Linked DNA regions of Homo sapiens: region 2 is linked to region 1. A link is an interaction called in ENCODE POLR2A ChIA-PET data of the cell type or tissue named here. Cell type or tissue: GM12878. All regions are shown on one strand. Each heading gives the region's core, and the rest is flanking DNA. Links, peaks and the distances in the headings are about the cores only.

What was found. ChIA-PET counts read pairs that join two places held together with the same protein. Peaks named below come from ENCODE experiments on the same cell type or tissue, not always from the same donor. Only the 100,000 strongest peaks of a DNase experiment are listed, where the experiment ranks them.
Region 2: POLR2A ChIA-PET joins it to region 1 with 7 read pairs; 2 of 35 experiments call an interaction of 5 or more read pairs at or near these places.

The regions. Positions count from the first base shown.
Region 1 is chr1:212,160,263-212,165,646 of GRCh38, reverse strand. No RefSeq gene overlaps it. Among named protein-coding and RNA genes, the nearest start is that of MIR3122, 85 kb to the right of the region's middle. RefSeq lists an enhancer at 4,305-4,414. In GM12878, for the core only: no CTCF peak of the experiment used is centred there; DNase peaks (open chromatin) are centred at 2,776, 3,963 and 4,266; H3K27ac peaks cover 2,563 bases.
Region 2 is chr1:212,339,793-212,345,176 of GRCh38, reverse strand. It overlaps PPP2R5A (protein phosphatase 2 regulatory subunit B'alpha), which reads right to left. Exons shown (of 13, transcript NM_006243.4): 4 at 2,897-2,989. Among named protein-coding and RNA genes, the nearest start is that of SNORA16B, 10 kb to the left of the region's middle. In GM12878, for the core only: no CTCF peak of the experiment used is centred there; no DNase peak of the experiment used is centred there.

The DNA of each region.
Region 1 (5,384 bases), core at 100-5,099:
TAATAACAGTAATAGATCGTATCACTGAATAAAATAGGAATCCGTGAGTCTATACAATTGAATTTTAACCAAAAGTTAACAATAATTTGTGGAGTTTATAATATATGTAGAAATAATAAAAGGCATTATAGCAATAGAAAAAAGACCAGAAGGGGAATAAATATAAGTATGTTGTTTTATGTTTCTTACCTTATACATGAAGTGGTATAATCTTACTTCAAGATATGCCTGTGGTAAGTGATGGATGCATATTATAACTTCCAAAGCAACCACTAAAACAAACAAACAAAAACCACGTGAACTAGCTCAAGAGTCAATAGAGGAGATAAAATGAAACCCTGAACATTTTCTTCTTGCTTTATACAAAAGAAAGCAGGAAAAGAGGCAAGAGGAACAGAGAACAGATAGGCTAAATTGAAAATAAATAGCACGATAGTGGACATCAACTGTGTCAATAATTACATTAAATATAAATGGTCTTAACACTATAATTAAAAGGCAGAGTGGATAAATAGGATGGTCTAGGAAAGCCTCGCTATGAAGGTGACAATTTAAAAAATACTGTAAGAAGAAGGATCAAGGATGCAGATAATAACTAGAACAAGAGTGTTCTAGACAGGTAAACACATACAAGATCCTGAGGTGGGTGTGTTCCTGGTATGACAGAAGAACAATGAGTAGGCCAGTGTGGTAGAGCTAAGTGAGCGAAAAGGAGGTGAGGTCAGACAGCTAATGGGGTAATAGATTAAACAGGACCTTGAAGGCCATTGTAAGAACTCTGGATTATACTCTGAATGAAATGGGAATCCATTTTTTATGGTTTTGATCCAATAAATGACATAATCTAATTTGCATTTTTAATCTTTATTGCAATACAATTTTTTTGAGACAGGGTCTTGCTCTGTTGCCCAGGCTGGAGTGCAGTGGCACAATCATATCTCACTGCAGCCTTGACCTCCTAGGCTCAAGCAATTCTCCCACCTCAGCCCCCTAAGTAGCTGGGACTATAGGCACACACCACCACGTCTGGCTAATTTTTTATTTTTTTATTTTTTGTAGAGACAGGGTCTTACTATATTGCCCAGGCTGGCCTCAGACTCCTGGGCTCAAGCGATCTTTCCACCTTGGCTTTCCAAAGTGCTGGGATTATAGGCATGAGCTACCATGGCTGGCCTTGCAATATAATTTGTATATAATAAAATTTGTCAATTTTAAGAGTACCATTTGATGAGTTTTCACAAATGTATGGAGTCATGTAACCACCACCACAATAGCCATATAGTACATTTCCATCACCCTACTCTGGATCCTGTGCTGAGAAAGACTGAAAGATGGAAGCAGAGAGATGAGTTGAAAACGTTACTGTGGTAATCTCGGTGAGAGAGAACCATGGCCTTAGACCAGGTGGCAGCAGTGCAGGTGATGAGAAGTGGTCATAATCTGAATATATTTTGAAAGTAGGAACAACAGGTTTTTCTGAAAGACTGGCTATAAGGTGTAAAATAAGTCGCAAATGACTCCAAGGTTTTTGTCCCAGCATATTGAAAGGATAGAGTTGCCATTAATTGAAACAGGCAAGACTGTGGGAGGAGCAAGTTTGGTGGGAGGAGCAAGTTTGGTGGCAGAAGACGAGTTTGGGGTATTTTCAGTTTAAAATGTCTAACAGATATTCAAGTGTAGGTAGTTTGAAATACAAATAAAATGTCCAACTGATTGGAACAATCTAAGCAGGGGAGAGGTGTGAGTTAGAGAGAGATTTGAGAGATAAACTATTTCAGAAATAAACTATAATGTATCCATCAGGAAAGGATAGCACTCTCAGGGTGTTTGGTGGTGGATACAGACTATTTCAACAAGGGAGCTAATTAGCAGACACTGTCCAGAAGAGAGGCTTCCTGGACTCTCAGTGACTGAAACATTCAGAAATATTCCTAGACTATATATTGGTAAGTTATTATGTCCTCGGAGATTTGTAGGAATATCCCTCAGAACACAAGAAGTTCTGATTCTTGAATAGGCCTTTTCCAAGTTGATTGTTCCACATTTTACACAAGCCCCTTGTGGAAAAGGTGCCCAGTTTATGGTGATAATGATTACAGAGTCGTAGAGTTAGAGCTTGGAAGATATCTTAAAGGTTCTCTTGGTCCAACCTCACACCTATGGCATGGCTGATAGATAATTAGAGTCACATCCAATGGAAATGATCTCACATCTCCCAGGCAGACTCTTCTCCTGATGGTCAACTCCATTAGAAAGTTCTTTCATGTCGGGCATAGTGGCTCATGCCTGTAATCCCAGCACTTTGGGAGGCTGAGGCGGGTGAATCACCCAAGGCTAGGAGTTCAAGACCAGCCTGGCCAACATGGTGAAACCCTGTAAAAAATACAAAAATTAGCTGGGTGTCGTGGAGCACGCCTGTAATCCCAGCTACTTGGGAGGCTGAGGCAGGAGAATTGCTTGAACCTGGAAGGATGAGGTTGCAGTGAGCTGAGATTGTGCCACTGCACTCCAGCCTGGGTAAAAGAGGGCAACTCTGTCTCAAAAAAAAAAAAAAAAAAAAGTTCTTTCTTGCGTGAAGCACACATATGCCTCACTGTCGTTACATTTTTTTCTGCGTCTCAGAGACCCCGATGAATGCCTTACTACATTTAGCAAATGAGACTCAAAGTGCAAGAGCTTCAATGTGACCATAAGTTTCACCTTCACGGGGCCTGTCAAATGGTTTAGGTTTCAAAACTTAAGCCCTTGGCCTTCACTAAAACTTCCCAGTATCTTCTGTCAAGAGGCTTCCTGGACTTTTGAAGAGAAAGTAAACTAAATGGGTGTTTGTTTCTCATCAGTGAAAGCAACGTGCTTGCAGAGGCCAGCTGGTCTATTTTTGTCTGTGGGTGGTGGATGGTTGCCAGGATTGAGCAGAGGTGTTTTCCTGTGGTAAAGACCAGAGATGGGGGTTGGTGGAGATGGTTCTTGATGCAGGAGAAGGAAGATTCGTGAACAGGATTCAGAACCTGGGAGCCTGTTGAGGAGGTCCTAGGGCTACCTTCAAGCTCAGACCCCTCATTCGCCGCCTCACTTGCATCCTTTTTCAATGTGTGCTCAGGGACTGCTAAGAGACTCATTCCTCCCCTAACAGGCAATAGCTATGAGGCTTTTAGTTGGGCCAGGTCTTGCAGGACACTCATCCTTCTGTATGATGGTCTCATTGCTGGTATCCTGGGTCCAAGTGTCCCCTACTCATCCTCACTAACAGGGCTCTGGCACTGCTTGTTTAGATGCAAATGTCTGGGGTGGGAGGACGTAACCACCTATAGTGGCACAAAATGCCCAGGAGTCAAGTTAATCCTAAGGATTTGGGGACTAACTCAGATGCAAAGCCTGAGAAACACCTGTCCACAGGCCCAAAGAATGTCTAGGGTTTTAGAGCCATGGATTTGAGACCCAGTAGAGCTGGGACTAAATGAAAGCAGTTTGGGAATAAGCCAATGTAGGGTCCTGGGTTATTTTAGCATCTGCACTTTCTTTAAGGGCCCACGTGTATGTGGGATATTCACAAGTGTGAATTCAGGGTGGTTTTTTTTTTAAATTGGGATTTTTAAATATAGATTTTAAAAATATAGATAAAAATATGGATTTCTGGGCCTTGTCCTTAGAAATTCTGATTCAGTGAGTCTGAGGGGGACTCAGAAAGCTGTCTTTTGAAAACTTTCCCAGTTTACTCCGATGTGTGTTTGGGAATCATCAGCTTAACGAATTAGAGGTGGGGCAGACACTTGTCTGTCAACATCCAAATTTCCTGTCCTCAGCCTTGGTGGTGCGCTTGCCTTCATATTTCTTTTGCCTACCTGGATGACTCCTGCGACTTGATTACCTCCCTGCCCAGTCTTAGCAAAAGTGAGCTAATGTGTAAAGAGTGCTTAGCATAGGGCCGGTACTTAGTAATCACTCAATAAAAGGAGGTTGTTATTCTTATTATCTGTGGTTAAAATGATATGACATGCCTGAGCTGTATGACTCATTGGACCAGGCAGTAATATCCCTTGAACACAGTGGAATTAGGTCAACCTCCTACCACCACTAATCCTGGCATCTCTCCTCCCCCAGTGAGCTTCCTATTTGGCCCTGTTGGGTTCTCACTTGGTGCCAGTCTGACTTTCTTGGGTTTGCTTTCTATTCTTTTGGCAGGACCCAGAGCAGGTACAATTCCCTTTGTGTTTGTTTAGAAACTGCTCTTCAGTGGTTGAGAGGAGTTGGGCCTCCCAGTCACAGTGTTTTGGTGGTTTGTTTCCATTTCTCCTTTGTGGTTGTGTTTATGACTGTGGTACAACTACTTGGAACTGAAATGTAGTTTCTTTGGAGACAGGGGTATTCTGTAGACACGGTGAAATTCCTTGGACTTGGAGGGTCTCCAGAATGCAATACAATATCTCTAACTGGCTCTAGAACTACCCAGAGTGAATAGGATTCTATTGTTACAGCTAGAACTAGGGTGAATGAATGCAGGATTCTTCATTTATTCAGCCAATGTGTGTGAGCACTTCTAATGTGCCAGGCACTACTAGTACTGGGAAGAATAAAATAGCCCTGACCATTGCAGCCAAGATTTTCTTTGTTCCCTTTCTAGGCCATCAAGCACAATGCTTCCAGGTTAACCTTCACACACTCACACTCACACTCACAGGTGTTAACACTTACTGTATGTTAGGGTAAAAAGTTGGTAGGGGGCCGGGCGCGGTGGCTCACGCCTGTAATCCCAGCACTTTGGAAGGTCAAGGCGGGTGTATCACCTGAGGTCGGGAGTTCGAGACAAGCCTGGCCAACATGGCGAAACCCTGTCTCTACTAAAAATACAAACAAACAAACGAACAAGAGGGCATGGTGGCCGGCGCCTGTAATCCCAGCTACTCGGGGGGCTGAGGCAGGAGAATCGCTTGAGCCTGGAAGGCAAAGGTTGCAGTGAGCCAAGATCGCGCCATTGCACTCCAGCCTGGGCAACAACAGTGAAACTCGTCTCAAAAAAAAAAAAAAAAAAAAAGTTGGTAGGGTATAGTCCCTGTCACTCAGAAACACAAAATTATCCTACTTTAAGGCCTGTTTGGAATGAATGAAATATATTTATTCTACCAAGTGCTTGGGACTAGAATAGAGTTATAATAGAAATGCATGGAGAGTACAGGAGCATGAGAACTAAATCTACTTCAAAGGAGTCATTTGCTGAATACCTACTACATGCCCAGCGATAGAGAAAAACAGCTTCAGCTTCAGAGCTGAGATGTGTGGACTTTTGAGTAACAGAAACCTGAGTTTGTAAACTGGATCTACACACAGCTGTGTGACCTTGGGCAAGCTATTTATCCTCTCTGAGCCTCACATTTCTTGTCTATGAA
Region 2 (5,384 bases), core at 95-5,094, 180 kb before region 1:
TTTTTTTTTTTTTTAAGACAGTCTTGCTCTGTAGCCTAGACTGGAGGGTAGTGATGCAATCACAACTCACTGCAGCCTCGACCTCCTGGGGTCAGAAGATCCTCCTGCCTCAGCCTCCCAACTAGCTGGGACTACAGGCACATGCCACCACACCCAGCTAATTTATATATTTTTTGGTAGAGACGGGGTTTCACCATGTTGCCCAGGCTGGTCTCAAACTCCTGAGTTCAAGCGATCCACCCTCCTCGGTGTCCCAAAGTGCCAGGATTATAGGCGTGAGCCACTATGCCCAGCCCATAGATTTTTCAGCTTAGCAAATAGCTGAAAAATTTTAAACCAGTTCCACAGTCAGCACTCTCCTATACCTCAATTGGCCCAATCAGTGTACTCCTATATTCTGCACAACTTTTCAGCAAAACCTGAGAGAAGAGACTTTAGAAAAAGTTAAAGTCAAAATCTCAAATTTCCATTTAAAATGGTAAAGAAACTTAATTTCTTCTGTCAAAAAAAACACTGTATTTTAAACATTGGATTTTCTTAGAAAAATATAAAATACTCTCTCTAGAGTACAAGTATCTGTAAAGCTGTCAAGGAATTTTATGTTCTGAACTTTCGTGTTTATAATTACAATAAAGATAGCAAGCTCTGAACCTCATCAGAAGTTCTTATTCCATTTTGTTTTGAATTATATACAATTGCTAACACATGCATCTGAAACCAGAGTGGATGACTTAAATCATATTTATATCTCCCAAAACAACTGCCATACTTATAGTTTCCATTCTTTGTTTGCTAGGCTGTTAAGGCCCTCATGAGACTCCAGCAAAAAATATCTACGGAGTATGAGAATTTTTGTTAATATATCTAATAAGTTCACATCAAATTATTCTAATTAAAAATGGCAGCCGGGCAAAGTGGCTCTCAACTGTAATCCCAGCACTTTGGGAGGCCAAGGCAGGCGGATCACTTGAGGTCAGGGATTTGATACCGGCCTGGCCAACACAGTAAAACCCTGTCTCTACTAAAAGTACAAACAAAAATTAGCCAGGCATGTCGGCACATTTGCAGTCCCAGCTACTTGGGAGGCTGATCCAGGAGAATCGCTTGAACCTGGGAGGCCGAGGTTGCAGTGAGCCAAGATCCAGCCACTGCACTCCAGCCTGGGCAACAAGAGCAAAACAGCCATATAAACTGCTAAAAGCAATTACTGGGCCCTAGCTTCTCAGATAATTCAAGCATTTAAAGTAGAAGGTAGAAAACAGATCCTGCCCCACCAGTTTTCTTTTTGCTCCCCTCACACCACAAAATAATACAGCAGCTTAAATACCTCAAGCTCTAGACTAACAAAGCACTAAGGCAATTGTTCCCCTCAACCTGTTACTGTATTAAATACAATTTCATATGGCATTACTAGAGCTCCCTAATGTATCCCACACAAGAGCTGCACAAGGAAATAAACAGGCATTCATTTGCAATTACCAAAATAACATAACTCCATTTAATGTAATTTTTAGTCATGATTAAAATGTATATGTTACTGTTAATACACACCTAATATTTCTTTATAGTTTATGAAGAGCTACTTCAATGGTTGAAGGAAATATTTTAGGCTGACAATGTTCTTCATTTATCAATCCTTCACAGCAACAGGTCAGAATACTTTATATGAGGTCAAGGGTAGTTATGAATGACCAAAGATCAGCTCTAAATATACCAAACTCACATTAGTAGAATTTTTATCATAGGGCACATACAAAGCGGTCTGAAGGGTAGGAAAGGTCCTTGCAATGATTTTAATCCTGGCCTCAGCATCAAATTCCTAAAGAGGCCTGCATACTCAGGCCTAGAAATGCCTAGAAAGGTTTGGTCTACTTCACAATTTTCTTTGGGGCCAGCCAATTCCATATAGTTAAAAAGGGGCCTTTGGCCAGTGCAGTGGCTCACACCTGTAATCCTAGCTCTTTAGGAGGCTGAGGTGGGAGGATCCCTTGAGGCCAGGAGTTCAAGACCAGCCTGGCCAATGTGGTGAAACCCCGTCTCTACTAGAAATAGAAAAAAAAAATCAGCCGGGCATGGTGGCGTGTGCCTGTAGTCCCAGCTACTTGGGAGGCTGAGGCAGGAGAATCGCTTGAACCCAGGAGGCGGAGGATGAAGTGAGCTGAGGTTGCACCACTGTGCTCCAGTCTGGGCAGCAGAACAAGACTCCCTCTCAAAAAAAAAAGAGGCCTTTAAATTTTTGAAAAGGTTTTGAAAATGAATATATTCTTAGAAATTGTGAATATGTAGGTTCCAAAAATAACAGCTAATAAGCAGTTTATAAAAAAAAAAGAAGGCATCACAATTAATTCTACCTCCTTACGTTCTTAATGATTCCACTTTATCTGTGGTTTAGGAATTGGGTGGTGGGGCTTAGGTGCAAAGAGGAAAGAAAAAGGAAAAGGTAATTGATACTTAGGAAAGGAGCCTAAAGCCCAAATTCCTCACAATGATTCTACTCCTTTTTTCCCCCGTCATTTCAAAGTCCCAATGCTTAAAATATATGTCAAGTTCAAAGACTTACAAATGTAAAACAAAGATTTGCCCATGGATTGAATGGTCATACCACATTTTCTCAGATACTGCAGAAAGGCTTGTTTTTCTGGTATTTATAAAATAACTATGATAATTTAGGATTAAATAGGATAATTTGATTGACTTCATTAGACTCTCACCCTTGATAAAAATACTCTTGTACTCTCAGAGCTAACTTCACTTTTATTCTAATGGTTTGGCAGTAATATTAAGTGCTGTCAAATTAAACCATTAAAGTTTTGAAAGACTACACTATTTTAATAATAAGTTAATAAATCATTGCTAAGATGAATATATGAGAATCTAAGACAAAAGAGTTCCTTACCTGTTGTACGAATTTCTGATCAATGTATCGTTTTGCAATGCTAGGCTGGAAATCAGGGCTCTCCAAAAATCTCAAGAAGAATTCATATACCAACTATGAGAGAAAGTCAAATAAAGGCTAAGATGATGGCTACAGAATATTACCCTAAATAATCACTTCATATTAAAAACACACCTTTTCTTACCAACTTAGTGGGGAGATTTCAGATCTCATTATAAAATGTAATGAGTTGATAAAAAAAATTTTTTTTAAAAATTCACACCTGTACTCCCAACACACTTTAGGAAGCTGAGGTGGGAGAATCCCTTGAGCCCAGGAGTTTGAGGCCACCCTGGACAACATGGTGAGACCGCTGTCTATACAAATAATCAAAAAATTAGCCAGGCATGGTGGCGTATGTCTGTTGTCCCAGCTACTGGGAGGCTGAGGTAGGAAGACTGCTTGAGTCTGGAGGTCAAGGCTGCAGTTAGCCGTGACTGTGCCGTACCACTGCACTCCAGCCTGGGCAACAGAGTGAGACTCTGTCTGAAAAATAAATAAATAAATAAACAAACAAACCTAGAAACTATATATTCACCATTTGGTTTCCTAAGCTGATAAACTTTGAGATTTATTTATTGCTTTACATAACTTGATGCAAAACGTTAAATTACAGGAGCTAGAAAATAAGGACAATGCCTATAAAATTAAATATTTCTTAATTAAATATATTCCTATTTTGTAATCCATACTCACTAGGAAGATGTTCCTTCCCAGTGGACTACTACCTACCTCAATTTAATCACTACAGAGTTTCTTAAATGCAGAGTCAACAACCTCCAGATAAAACAGGCAGTGTATCATTAATTTTTAAAAAGAAAGGAAAAGAAAAACTTCTGGTCTTTCTATAAAACTACAGTGGGAAAACTAATTAAATCAAAACCAGGCATATCCTATCCACACTTGAGAAATAATGAACCAAATTACGTAAGTACAGGGCTAGGGAAGAAATGTCTGTGTACCAACCACAGCAAATAAACTAGAAGTCATAGCAGGCCTTCTATAAAAGTGCCAAGCAACCTACAAGTAATAGCAAATGTTCACTTGCTACCACAAATCAGAATTAAATATTTGGTTCAGCTTGTCACTATCATACCTGCTTTCAAGGAGAAAGGCAAATATGACTAAAGTTTTTTTTTATTGTAACCTAATAGGTATAAAAAGCAGAAACTTAGCCCAAAATGTATCTTATTAGCTATTAAACAATACTATATCAATTTAACACCCTAAAAATAAAAAAGGAGGATTCTATCCCAAAGCAAAAACAGTCATTCAATGAACATTTAGGTAGCCAGTTAGGTTGATGTAGAAGTTAGAAAAGAAAAAGGGAAAAGAAAGATTGCTACATTAAATTAATAGACCTTAGAGCAAACAAAAGCACTACCAGATCTAGGCCTTATCATTCACCAAGTAACAACACATTTTTACTACTGTGAGTTCAGTAACAGTCTACAGCTAACAAAAGTTTGGGGATCTGAGCAAATACAATTTTGCTTGATGTATCTCTGCCCAACTGTGGAAAAGGAGTGATGCTTATCTGGTCTAATGTTACCTAACATTTTGTGTTTATCATAAATTAAGGATATAACAAGAAATAAAACTTGATAGCAATTTAAGTTTTTATTCATAGATAATTTTCTAATCAAACAACAATAGAGATAAAAGATAATTTTGCTTTGGGGTATACACGTGCAAAAAGATATACAAAACTGATCACAGAGCGCTCTGAAAAGTCAGCACAGTCTCATGGACTGCTATGCAGTTTCATTAACGGCACAACTTAATTCATTCAGTGCCTATTTTCATGTCCAGTACTGGGCTATGTATAGTATGAACAGACATTAGGGATGGTATGGCTCAAAAAGCCCATTCACTACACAAAAATTATATTATGTGGCACAGACTATAAGTGCAGGAGCTATTTAGAAAAGGGCTGTATCACTGTGGAATAGGTAGGAAAAGCTTTAAGGAGGATATGCAACTTGAGCCCTGCATTTGTTTTGATTCTAGATCCTTTGTTTTGATTCTGGATCCTCAGGAAGAGGATGGCTTTTATTTTATAGAAATGTAGCAGCATGTCTTGATTTAAAAATATATATATTTATTTATTTTTAGAGACAGAGTTTCACCACGTTGCCCAGGCTGGTCTCGAACTCCCAGGCTCAAGCTATGCACCCGCCTCAGCATCCTAACGTGCTGGTAAGGTGTAAGCCACCATGCCTGGCTTTTTTTTTTTTTTTTTTTTTTTTAAGCAGCATGTCTTGAGATGAAGAGAATGCAGAGTATAGGTTGATGGTATGGAATTATAGACTCCAAATCTTTATGCAAATCCCTGGAGATTCCACCATAAGGTGGGATCAGGTTAAACATTAAACATGAGCCAAATGTGGCATGCATTAGCCTATTTACTCTCCCTTCTTAAGATCTTCATCAGAAATATAGGGTTTAA